Linked DNA regions of Homo sapiens: regions 2 and 3 are each linked to region 1. Evidence: chromatin contacts called from ENCODE Hi-C or POLR2A ChIA-PET data. All regions are on one chromosome and are shown on one strand. Each heading gives the region's core, a stretch centred on a gene start or an enhancer-like site at or near the end of the contact. The rest is flanking DNA. Distances are from core to core; before and after follow the strand shown. Region 1 has its middle 15 kb from the start of IFT81. Region 2 overlaps ATP2A2 (ATPase sarcoplasmic/endoplasmic reticulum Ca2+ transporting 2). Region 3 holds the start of TCHP (trichoplein keratin filament binding).

Evidence for each region. A loop is a pair of places that touch in the nucleus more often than their neighbours do. ChIA-PET counts read pairs that join two places held with the same protein, here RNA polymerase II (POLR2A). Pooled maps may share reads with other maps.
Region 2: a loop to region 1 is called in a map of Calu3, with 2.9 times the contacts of the local background. The contact joins two enhancer-like sites. A Hi-C loop is called at or near these places in 16 of 168 maps with a recorded cell type or tissue (A673, CD14-positive monocyte, Caco-2 and 11 more), 18 of 37 single-sample maps with no recorded cell type and 19 of 50 pooled maps. POLR2A ChIA-PET finds 5 or more read pairs at or near these places in 7 of 52 experiments (AG04450, H1, HepG2 and 4 more).
Region 3: a loop to region 1 is called in a map of dorsolateral prefrontal cortex, with 2.1 times the contacts of the local background. The contact joins the promoter of TCHP here to the enhancer-like site in region 1. A Hi-C loop is called at or near these places in 1 of 168 maps with a recorded cell type or tissue (dorsolateral prefrontal cortex) and 7 of 50 pooled maps. POLR2A ChIA-PET finds 5 or more read pairs at or near these places in 2 of 52 experiments (GM12878 and OCI-LY7).

The regions. Positions count from the first base shown.
Region 1 is chr12:110,107,217-110,111,296 of GRCh38, forward strand. No RefSeq gene overlaps it. Among named protein-coding and RNA genes, the nearest start is that of IFT81, 15 kb to the right of the region's middle. RefSeq lists enhancers at 1,756-2,347, 2,348-2,939. Within about 2 kb of position 2,020, at least 22 of the 41 ENCODE cell types and tissues checked have a DNase peak (open chromatin) inside an H3K27ac peak, as active enhancers do.
Region 2 is chr12:110,336,824-110,340,903 of GRCh38, forward strand. ATP2A2 (ATPase sarcoplasmic/endoplasmic reticulum Ca2+ transporting 2) reads left to right here. Exons shown (of 20, transcript NM_170665.4): 12 at 2,458-2,580; 13 at 2,680-2,898; 14 at 3,836-4,080. Among named protein-coding and RNA genes, the nearest start is that of ATP2A2, 58 kb to the left of the region's middle. RefSeq lists enhancers at 2,171-2,270, 3,678-4,080. Within about 2 kb of position 2,831, at least 7 of the 41 ENCODE cell types and tissues checked have a DNase peak (open chromatin) inside an H3K27ac peak, as active enhancers do.
Region 3 is chr12:109,897,972-109,902,051 of GRCh38, forward strand. TCHP (trichoplein keratin filament binding) reads left to right here and starts at 2,303. Exons shown (of 13, transcript NM_001143852.2): 1 at 2,303-2,455. RefSeq lists enhancers at 2,026-2,866, 2,867-3,707 and a silencer at 2,524-2,633.

The sequences.
Region 1 (4,080 bases), core at 770-3,269:
ATAAACTTTCCTATACATTAAATCCTCACATCAACCCTGTGAGTTAGGGCAGGTTAACTCCATCATGCAAATGGGGAAACCAAGGCCAACCAGCTAACCGGTAGCCCTTCAAGTCTGTGCTCTTTACTTCCTCACTGATGGAACTCAAGTCAGAGCTGACTTTGAAGATCACTAAGAAGCTCAAGACAATGCAAGGAAAATGAACACTTTTGCTTAAAGAAGGCCAACCTGGCTTTGTTCCCCACTGCACCACTGGTAGTCTCCTAAAAAGTGCACCACTTTTTAGTCTCCTTGCCTTAAGGTGAATGTAACCAATGGGCACCACTTTGATGATGTCACAGCCATGTAGTGCACGGCTTGCATCTCCCTCTAGAGAGTCTGCACGGCCGGGTGCAGTGGCTCATGACTATAATCCCAGCACTTTGGGAGGCTGAAATCACTTGAGGATCACTTAAGGTCAGGAGATCGAGACCAGCCTGGCCAACATGATGAAACCCTGGCTCTACTAAAAAATACAAAAATTAGCCAGGCGTGGCGGCATGCGTCTGTGGTCCCAGCTACTCAGGAGGCTGAGGCATGAGAATCACTTGAACCCAGGAGGTTGAGGCTGCAGTGAGCTGTGATCATGGCACTGCATTCCAGCCTGAGTGACAGAGTGAGACCTTGTCTTAAAAAAAAAGAGAGTCTGCACGGAGAGCACAGTTGACTCACAGTCCTCATTCCCATTCCTCTGGATCCACCAAGTTCACGCCAAGGCCATATTTCCTCAGATGGCTCCTAGCCAATGACAGCACAGCGGGGGTGGTAGCACAGCCCCACTGCTGCTGACCTGAGATTCATCCTACCAGTGACTTTGTTCAGGAAGCCCTCATCAGTCCAGCCAAAACTTTCTGAGACCCGCATTGCTGTCTGCAGCTCCTCCTACTCACTCTTTCCTTCCCCGTCTCTTTCCCCAGGTGTTAGCCCAGTATCCCAGTCTGAAGACGTCCGCCCTTTATCTTTCACAGGGATTCCCTTGATAAATCCCCTGCAAGTCTGAGCCTGTCCTGGCATCTGCTTCCCAGAGGATCCAAATTAACACAGATAACTTCCATTTTGTAGGATGAGATAATGAAGTCTACAACCATCCAAACTCAAAATCATCTGTTGTCAAGGAAATACAGTTTCACATTGCAGTGGTAAGGACCATGGGCTTTGGGTAGACCAGGGTGTGAGTCCTACCCACCAGCGGTATGACCTTTAGGAAATGTCTTAGCCCGCCCTGACCCTCTATTTCCTCATCCGTGGAATCAGTGATTCTTAACTGGGAACAATTTTGTTTCCTCCGGGACAGTTTGCAATGTCTGGAGATTTTTTTGGTTGTCACAACTAGGGGGAGGGGAATGGTTGCAGCTGGCACCTAGTTGGGTAGAAGGCCAGGGACACTGCTAAATATCCTACAATGCACAGAGCAGCCCCTCCAAGACAAAGATTATCCAGCCCAAAATATCCATAGTGCAGAGGTTGGAAAACTCTGTGTTAAATGGGGATGATAATAGTAAACTAACTCAAAGAACTATTGTGAGGACTCAATGGGATCATGTGTTCAATATCCCTCGCCTTCCTTGTAAACTCCACAAGGGCAGGAACCAGATGATGTAGATCAATGTTCTGTATCATCAATGACTGGATCATAAAAGGCGCAAAGTAAATTATTAATTGTTGAAATATTTATCAAATGAGTGCAAATCAACAAATGCTAATTGTCATCATCATCGTCACCATTGCCATCTTTCCAGCCCCTGGCTCAGTGCCTGAGGCGTAACAGGTCCTCAATCTTTGTTGAATGAATGCATGAGAAATGAAGGATTATTTACTCATTAACTACTAATCTGTGTGCTTTGGAGAGATATTGGAAACTCTTGAGAAATAGGCCTGGCCTTTTCCTTTTTATTTGCAACGAGGAATTTTGTTCGTCAAATAAATGACCTTAAAGGATTGAGACCGCTGCCAAGCCACAGAATCGGAGTCGAGAGGCCTGACTCAGAGTCACGGAGAGGTTAGGACACACATCTTGCAGGGCTTAGGCAAAAAAGGAAAATGGGCCAGGCTTTGTGCGAACTTGCTGTGAAACAAGAGCTGTTTTCAGGGCTCAGGGACAAGCTCTGTCCCATGTTTAATTTCTTCCATCTGTCTGGTATCTGACCTCTGCTGCCCTTTAAGCCATTGCCACATATTGTCTGCACACGTTCCCATATAAGGTGATCTCTCTCTCTCTCTTTCTCTTCCCTCTCCTCTCCTCTCTCTCTCTCTCTCTCTCTCTCTCTTTTCCTCTCCCTCTCTCCGGGTAGCAACACTGACTTCCTCCACCCTGTTCGCCCTCTCTCTGCCTTCCCTGGCAGACTCTGCTGTGAGGATGGATGGCTGGAGAGCAGGAAGGGGCAGGGGGCTGCCAAGGAATGTAACAGGTTTATTTTTGTTCAGGCTGCATTCTTTGCCCAGCCTGCACGCCCCAGCCACTTGGGAATGTCACATGCCGATAAGACAGTGGGGGTGACTGGGATCTGTGGCTCAAATCTGCAACACCCCAGGTGTGAGCCATTGTCACAGAGTCGGGGAACTAAGGGTGGGAGGGGCAGGGACTCTGAGGTCATGGGACTCACCTGTTCCCACTGCCCTGTGTCTGACTCCTAGAAAGACAAGTTTGGTCCTTCAGGGAAACAATTGCAGAAATTGAGATCCATAACCACCTAAGCCCATCTCTGGGCAAAATTCAACATCTACAGGAGAGTGGAGAAGAGCCAGGTGTCAGGGTGAAATTAACAGCTGTGTGACCTTGGGCAAGTTGCCTGACGTCTCTGACTCTCAGTTTCCTTCTTTGTCAAAATAGTATCAGTGAATCTGTTCTCTACTATATGGTGAAAATACACTCACTGAGGGCAGGTATTATTGTCTATTTTGTTTCCTGTTGTTTCACCATCACCTCAAATAGTGCCTGGCACACAGTAGGTGCTCAAATATATGTTGAGTAAATTAAATGAGATAATGTTTTAAGTGCTCAGCACCCAAGAAATAAGAGCTGATTCAACAACACCCTACTCAATGACTACAGATATTTATTAAGCACCTCTTAACAGCCAGACCCTATTAGGTGCTGAGGACACAGGACTAATAGGACAGACAAGGCCCCTGCCCTCAGGGAACTTACATTTGAATGGCAGAGATCTATAATAAAATAAGCTAAGGTCAGAGAGTACTAAGGGCTATGAAAGAAATTTTTTTTTTTGAAACAGAGTTTCACTCTTGTTGCCCAGGCTGGAGTGTAATGGCGTGATCTCTGGCTCACTGCAACCTCCGCCTCCTGGGTTCAAGCAATTCTCCTGCCTCAGCCTCCCGAGCAGCTGGGATTACAGGCATGTGCCACCACACCCGGCTAATTTTGTATTTTTAGTAGAGACGGGGTTTCTCCATGTTGGTCAGGGTGGTCTTGAACTCCCAACCTCAGGTGATCCGCATGCCTTGGCCTCCCAAAGTGCTGGGATTACAGGCGTGAGCCACCGCCCTCGGCTGAAATAAATTTTTTAAAGGATATAGAAGTGTGTTTTTCCAGCCTTTTGACTTTGACTCACAGCAAGAGATATGTTTATCATGTGAACCAATGCGCACACATGCATGTTTATTAAAAGGGAAAAAACAACTGTGGTGGACTGTCTGCACCAACATCTGCCAACAACTTCTCCCATTCATAGAATGCACATGTTGCTCCCCCATCAAGAGGCGGAGTTAAGGCTGGGCGTGGTGGCTCATGCCTATAATCCCAGCACTTTGGGAGGCTGAGGAGGGTGGATTACTTGAGGTTAGGAATTTGAGACCAGCCTGGCCAACATGGTGAAAGCCCTGTCTCTACTAAAAATACAAAAATTAGCCAGGTGTGGTGGCACATGCTTGTAATCCCAGCTACCTGGGAGGCTGAGGCAGGAGAATCTCTTGAACCTGGGAGGTAAAGTTGCAGTGAGCTGACATTGCACTACTGTACTCCAGCCTGGCTGACAGAGCAAGACTCCATCTCAGAAAGAAAAAGAAAAAGAAGTGGAGTCAAGA
Region 2 (4,080 bases), core at 1,581-4,080, 230 kb after region 1:
CTTCCATGAACCCGAAGCAGTCCAGGCTTATTCACTCTGCCAGTAAGCAAGGAGTTGGATCCTGGCAGAGCCACGCTGCCTGTGATCTATTAGTTGGTGTAACTAAAAATCTGAGGCAGCCTGAAAACAGCTTCACAGATTGAGGGTTTGAGTCGTTTGATTCTAGACCTCTGACTACTCCACTGAGTGATGGGAAACAAGTCATGTAATGGGGCTGAACCAGCACTGGCTCACTAGCCAGTGACCACACAAGTACGGGCAATACTGTCATCCTTGTGTCTCCCTGCTCCAGAGCTCCCTTGTCCCATCTTTTTCACATCCCTTGGCCAAGGGATCGGAAACAGCTGTCATGCTGCTCATTCACTAAGGAGTTCCAAACACAAGCTCTTTGCCTCCCTTCCCACTTGAGACAGCAGGAACCCATGTGTAGTTTAGAAGCAGAGAGAGCAGGTCCAGCATTTTGGCCCCATGGCTTGTTTGGTGAGGTCTGTGGTTCTTGGCCAGCCTAGTACTGAAAGGGATTTCCCTCCCCCACTCCCAGCCCAAGACCTCTTACCTGGGTAGGTCCACGCCTTCCTCAGAATCATTGCGTGTTCCTTTAGTCATCCCAGTGCCATTGGCGCAAATGCTTAATTGAAACTAAACACACGTGTGATTGAGATGATACAGAATCTAGCGTAGCACTCATACCCATTCCTTTGCTGCCTGAGACGGTTCAGTGGCTGGCAGGCCAGCAGGATCGCTGCAGGGCCCTGAGCCCCATCTAGTCAGTTCATCAGCCTTCAGTCCTCCCGTAGCTTCCTAGGTTAGATGCTGATGTTCTTGGGGATTTCTATGATGATTTTTAAATGTGTGTCAGTGGGAGCAAATATAATTAACTCACCACATTAACCAAATTAAGGTGGAAAAAACAATAAGGTCACCTCAGTAGGTGCATATGATGAAACGCATCTTATCACACCAAACTAAGACTATAAAAGTGTGTCTTTAACGCTGACAGTGTGTTTACACAGAGACCATGCTAACATAACAGAATTCTCACCATTTCTATGCAGTATTATACTGGCATTCCTGGTCTGTGTAATAGGCAAGAAAAGTACAAAAACTGGAAGAGAAGGGGTATCTTTAGTTGTAGGTAACGATATAAAGCCAAAGGTTTATTCTCAGTCTTCGTCTTCCTATTTTGTTGGTGCTGTCACTCGCTCCCTCTTTGAAGCACCTCTTCACTTGGCTTCCACGATCCCATACTTGCTCTCCCTCCCTGGCCTCTCATTCGAGGTCTTTGTAGCTGGGTCTTTCACAAGGCACCAGGAGGTGAAGGCTCCATAGTCCTCAGCCATTTCTGTCTATAGTTACTCCCATGATCTCTTCTGGTCTCATTACTATAATCAGTAGCCACTAGCTATCTAAAACTACTTAGAATACCTAAAAACACTTCCTTAGATGCCCTAGCCATATTCACTTAAAGTGCTTATCCATCACGTGTGACAGCCACATGAACAGTGGCCACAGAGCATTGCCATCTTTCACAGAGTTCTGGTGGACAGCTCTGCTTGGGGCCATCTCTTCACCTCCAACGTTCCCTAGTTTAAGTCAGTGTCATTATACTGAATGGTATTCCTTGTCTCCCTTCAGCCAATGCTTTTGTTTTTTGAGATGGAGTTTGCTCTTTCGTCCAGGGTGGAGTGAAGTGGCGCAATCTCATCTCACTGGAATCTCTGCCCCCCTGGCTTTAAGCAGTTCTCCTGCCTCGGCCTCCTGAGTAGCTGGGATTACAGGTGCCTGCCACCACACCTAGCTAATTTTTGTAGACAGGGTTTCACCATGTTGGCCAGGCTGGTCATGAACTGCTGACCTCAGGTGATCCACTGCACCCGACCACCTTCAGCCAATTCTTGACAACTGGAGCTTGAGACCCTCCGTTGTCTTCTGTTTTACTTGTCTTAAAAGCCAAATGCCCCATAATGACTTTTGAGGTCTTAATGACCTGCTTCTACCATCCTCTGCCATTACCTGCCTCACCTTTTGCTCATGTAAACTCTATTCCAGCCACGTTGGCACTCCTTTACCATTCCAGGACTTGCCAGGTTGCACTTCCGTTCTCTGCCTGGTGGGTCTTCACCACCACCCACTGGGTTCACACACATCTTTTCAGGCCCCATGGGGCCATCTTTATTCAAATGTCACCGCCTTCTGGCCACTTTATGTAACAGTTCATATGTATGTATGCAAATTTTCTATCCCCCTTCCCTTTTTCTCTATAGCACTTGTGTTACTTTTGCATCTTAGTCTGTCTCTCCCAAAATAGGGGACAAGTTTCATGAGGGCAAAAACCTGTCTGTTTTGTTTATTGCTATATTCCTAGCATCTGTCATGTAATAGGTGTGCTTACTGCTTGTTAGGTAAAAAAGTTCAGAAATTGCCACCCAGTAGTATCCATATTTGTTCCCTTTGTAGGTCATTAAACAGCTGATGAAAAAGGAATTCACTCTAGAGTTTTCACGTGACAGAAAGTCAATGTCGGTTTACTGTACACCAAATAAACCAAGCAGGACATCAATGAGCAAGATGTTTGTGAAGGCAAGTATGGCAGATTGCAATTGAGATGTTCTTGCCAGGGTTAAGATCCCGGTGAACCAATAAAACAAAATTGTTTATCTAAATCTGTAACATTTCCAGGGTGCTCCTGAAGGTGTCATTGACAGGTGCACCCACATTCGAGTTGGAAGTACTAAGGTTCCTATGACCTCTGGAGTCAAACAGAAGATCATGTCTGTCATTCGAGAGTGGGGTAGTGGCAGCGACACACTGCGATGCCTGGCCCTGGCCACTCATGACAACCCACTGAGAAGAGAAGAAATGCACCTTGAGGACTCTGCCAACTTTATTAAATATGAGGTTAGCTAATGAAAAGTTTCTTTGTCCACACCCTGCACGATTCATTGTGTTTAAACAGTACTCCTTCAAGCAAAAGGTCAAACAGTTCTCACTTTTGCCAAGAAAGAGGTGTGGTTATTTGTTTTTCTGCCTGCCAGCTGTGTCACCCTTAAAATTTGCTGCTTCAAACATACATAGTTAATAATTTCATAAAAGTGTTATTTTCAAAGTAGAATATTTTCAAAGTAGAATAATCAAGATGAGCTTAAGCTTGTAAACCCCATTTTGCCTCTCATCTAAATCATGATTTTTTTTAAATTGGTGACATTTCTAGAATATTCATTAGTTACTGAAGGTCAAAAGATCCAAGTTGGAGATTACTTCCACTTTTCTACTCAGAGTAGAATTCTTTTATATCAAGGATGTGACATCCTAAAGCTATGAACAAAATGAAGAAGCTTTGGTACTGTGGGCTCAGAATAGCACAAGAGTTAAAGAATGGTTTGATAACGGGTGTAGTGGTATTTTTTTTTCTCATAAGAAAATGCAAAAACCGCCAGGCACGGTGGCTCAAATGCCTGTAATCTCAGCACTTTGGGAGGCCGAGGCTGGCAGATCACCTGGGGTTGGGGGTTTGAGACCAGCCTGACCAACATGGAGAAACCACATCTCTACTAAAAATACAAAATTAGCCAGGTGTGGTGGCGCATACCTGTAGTCCCAGCTACCCTGGAGGCTGAGGCAGAAGAGTCTCTTGAACCTGGGAGGCGGAGGTCGCAGTGAGCTGAGATTGCGCCATGGCACTCCAGCCTGGGCAACAAGAGCGAAACTCCGCCTCAAAAAAAAAAAAAGAAAAAAAATGCAGAAACCTGTCTCAATGTTTAACTGGGCATTTTTCAAACTAGGGGACAAAAACTAGAACTTGCCACTTTTATTTAAAGTGATGCTCTTATTTTAGACCAATCTGACCTTCGTTGGCTGCGTGGGCATGCTGGATCCTCCGAGAATCGAGGTGGCCTCCTCCGTGAAGCTGTGCCGGCAAGCAGGCATCCGGGTCATCATGATCACTGGGGACAACAAGGGCACTGCTGTGGCCATCTGTCGCCGCATCGGCATCTTCGGGCAGGATGAGGACGTGACGTCAAAAGCTTTCACAGGCCGGGAGTTTGATGAACTCAACCCCTCCGCCCAGCGAGACGCCTG
Region 3 (4,080 bases), core at 1,053-3,552, 210 kb before region 1:
GGGACACAACATGAAAGAGTGGCCATGAATTTGCCCAAGGGGGTAGGGATTAATGGGAGGGAAACTTGAGGACTCTTATGCACGCAGTGGGACAGACCCTGATTAAACAGGTGCCAACTAAAGGGGGATGTGAAGGAAGGCTCAAGTTTGGGCTCACCTGGGATGCACTGGATGCTCTACTCCTGGGCATGCTCCATTTATTCTCACACGGGCAACCCTAGAAAGCTGCACTATTTTTTGTTTTGCTTTGTTTTTTGAGACAGAGTCTTGCTCTGTTGCCCAGGCTAGAGTGCAGTGGCATGATCTTGGCTCACTGCAACCCCCGTCTCCTCGGTTGAGGCGATTCTCCTGCCTCGGCCTCCCGAGTAGCTGGGACTACAGGTGCCTGCCACCACGCCCAGCTAATTTTTATATTTTTAGTAGAGACGGGGGTTTCACCATGTGGCCAGGCTGGTCTGAAGCTCCTGACCTCAAGAGATCCGCCAGCCTTGGCCTCCCAAAGTGCTGGGATTACAGGCATGAGCCACCAGGCCCGGCCTGAAAGTTGCTCTATTTTTACTCTCATTCCATGGACTAGGAAGCTGAGGCACAGACAGATGAAGTGACCTGCCCAAGACTACACCAGCATGGTATAGCTTGAAACCTGGGCGTTCTGACTGTAGAGACCATGTTTTGAGACAGGGTCTCACTCTGTCACTCAGGCTGGAGTGCAATGGTGTGATCACGGCTCACTGCAGCCTCCTTGTCCTGAGCTCAAGTGATCCTCCCACCTCAGCCTCCCAAGTTGCTAGGACTATAGGTGTGCACCACCACAGCCTGCTAATTTTATTTATTTATTTATGTATTCATTTATTTATTTAATTTGGAGGTGGAGTCTCACTTTGTCACCCAGGCTGGAGTGCAGCAGCGCAATCTTGGCTCACTGCAACCTCTGCCTCCCAGGTTCAAGCGATTCTCCTGCCTCAGCCTCCCGAGTAGCTGGGAGTATAAGCATCTGCCATCATGCCCGGCTAATTTTTGTATTTTTAGCAGAGACGGGGTTTCATCATGTTGGCCAGGCTGGTCTTCAACTCCTGACCTCAGGTAATCCACCCTCCTGGGCCTCCCAAAGTGCTGGGATTACAGGCGTAAGCCACTGAACCCAGCTGAGGCCATGATGCTGCATCCAGGAAAAACAGAGATGAATAAAGAATGGAGAAATGAAGGGAAGAAGAAATGAAAGAATGGGAAAATGAAAGAAAAGAGAACAAACAAGTATTTTTCTTCATTTTCTTTTTAATGGAATAGTTGGCATGTAATACTTGTAGCACACGAGTTATAAAACATACTAATAGAATGAACACTTTTGAACTCACCACCAATATAAGACTATAATAGAAAGTTATCGGCCGGGTGCAGTGGCTCACTCCTGTAATCCTAGCACTTTGGGAGCCTGAGGCAGGCGCATCACGAGGTCAGGAGATCGAGACCATCCTGACCAATATGGTGAAACCCCATCTCTACTAAAATACAAAAAATTAGCTGGGCGTGGTGGCGTGCGCCTGTAGTCTCAGCTACTCGGTAGGCTGAGGCAGGGTAATCGCTTGAACCCGTAAGGCGGAGGTTGCAGTGAATCGAGATCACGCCACTGCACTCCAGCCTGGCGACAGAGCAAGACTCTGTCTCAAAAAAATAAAAAAGTTACCAATAACTTCCATCTACTTATGCCAGCAGGCCTCTGCCCAAGTTGTACATTGAACACACCTGGGGAATTTTGGAAAACACTGATACTCTCAGATGGGATTTGGGGTTTGGTTTGGGCATCTGGATTTTTTAAAGGTATCTGGATTTTTTCTTCTTTTTTTTGAGACAGTGTCTGGCTCTGTCACCCAGGCTGGAGTGCAGTGGCACAGTCATGGCTCACGGCAGCCTCGATCTCCTGGGCTCAACTGATCCTCCCGCCTCAGTCTCCCGAGTAGCTGGGACCACAAGTCCCACCATGCCCGGTTAAGTTTAAAAAATTTTTTAGAGACAGGAGTCCCTCTGTGTTGCCCAGGCTGGTATCTGGTGATTCTCACGCGCAGCCAGGTTTGAGGACCACTGACTTACATTCTCTTCCCCCTGGTTTCCACCTTCACCTTCACGTGATGGTAACCACCATCCTGAAATACGTGTAGTGCATGGACGGATTCTTTGCCTCCATGCTTCCCTATTTCAAGGAGCAGCGACGTTTGCTATTTATCTCCCGCTGGCCACGACGGGGCACCAGAGAAAAACACAGGCTCCCTACGCGCTGAAGGAGGCTTGGCCCTTGCGACGCTCCGTCGTCGGGCTCGTTGCCGGTGCAAACAGGGAGGAAACAGCCGGCGTTGCTGTAGCGCGTCTGGGAATTACACCGGGGGACTGGCCGGCCCGCTTCGTGCCTGCGGGAAGTCGGGCCGGGGGACTCTTCGGAAACTCCGAGCCTCAGAGAAATGTGAGTCGGAGGGTTGGACTAGGCCGGATCCGGCGTTAGGGCGGGGGCCCGCAGGCGGCCCGCGCGGGCGGGAACCGGGGCGGCAGTCAGCGGGCGCGAGCTCAGGGCGCCTCCGGGGTCCTCACTGCGCTCCCCACGCGCTGTGACCCCATTTGTTGCACGTGCATGTTCAGGTCGAGAGAGGGATGCGACGTGTTCGGGGAGCAGCCCACCTTGTGGGTGGCCAATCCGGGACGGGAATCTTAAACTTTTAACTCTTGGTGCAAAGACTGATCCACTGGCGGCTTTACGGGAGCGGGAAAAAAGTATGTGAAGCTTGCCACGGTCTCGAGACCGAGGTCACACGTTAGCAGCCTGCCGGCTACATTTGGACCATAGACGCAGAGTGTTTGCCCCCAAAACTGGAGGACCTCCAGAATGAGATTCTTGGCGTGCACCAGGCCTTTTCGCTCATTCAGCCGGCGTTCCTACCCAGGCACTGCATCGACCCTACACTTGAGGACAGCTTTTGGGTCAGGGGAATTGGTGCCTGGAGTGAGACTGCTCTCTGCTTTCAAGGCTCCAGCTGTATCCCTACATTGCTCAGGCAATTCCTCTCTCTAGGTCTCAGCTTCTTCATCTGCAAGATGAAAGGTCTGTCCTCCATGGTAGCCCAACATACTTCCGAGTGTTATTATCAGTCCCCTCCCCGGGGACTGCCAGAGCCAGGGCAGGTTGGTCCCAACAGGCAGCCCCTTGCAGCAGAGAGAGCCTGGGCTCTGGTCTCAGACGGACATGAATTAGGAACCCAGCTTGTTTATCTCCTTTACTTCCTGGCTCTGTGATCCTGAGCAAATCACTTTGTAATGCTTAACGTTGTTTTTACTAACCTTGTTTTTTAATGCCTTACCTTGTTTTTACTAACCTTGCTTTTAGACTCTTTTTTTCCCCTTAATCACCTAGCCTTGTTTCCACATGAATTAGCTCTCCCTTAGTTGAGAAAGCCGGATGAACTCCATCTGGTTCCCTCATTTACAAGACATCAAGGACTCCTTACCCACCCCTTTCCTCAAGGAGTTAACTTGTGTAAGCAGAATCTCAACATATCAAAGAGTCCAATTAACTGATAAGGTACTGAAACAAGCAATGTACGAAGTTCCCAGGATTTTGCTCAAAAGATAACACCATAAAACCTTGAGTTGGTGTCGGGCAGAGCACCCATATCTAACATTTTATGAAAGATTTAGAGCCCCTGCACCTGGAACTGTTGTTTCTCTGTAACCATTTGTCTTTTAATTGTTTCTCTGTGACTCTTTGTCCTTTTAATTTTTGCATGTTTTTACTTATGTAGAATTGTTGCATCTGAGCTCCCCTCCCCTTCCTAAACCAAAGTATAAAGGAAAATCAAGCCCCTTCCTCGGGCCAAGAGAATTTATTAGCCGTCTCTTGGGCACTGGCTAAATAAAGGACTCTTAATTTCGTCTCAAACTGTGGCGTTTCTCTAACTCGCTCGGGTACAACAACTTTACCTCTTCAACGTAAGTTTCCTTACCTGCCAAATAGCGAGGTGATTGTAAGAATGAAAAAAAGTCATATGTATTGAGTGCTTGGCACATACATGTGTTCCTTACATTATTGTCTCTGTT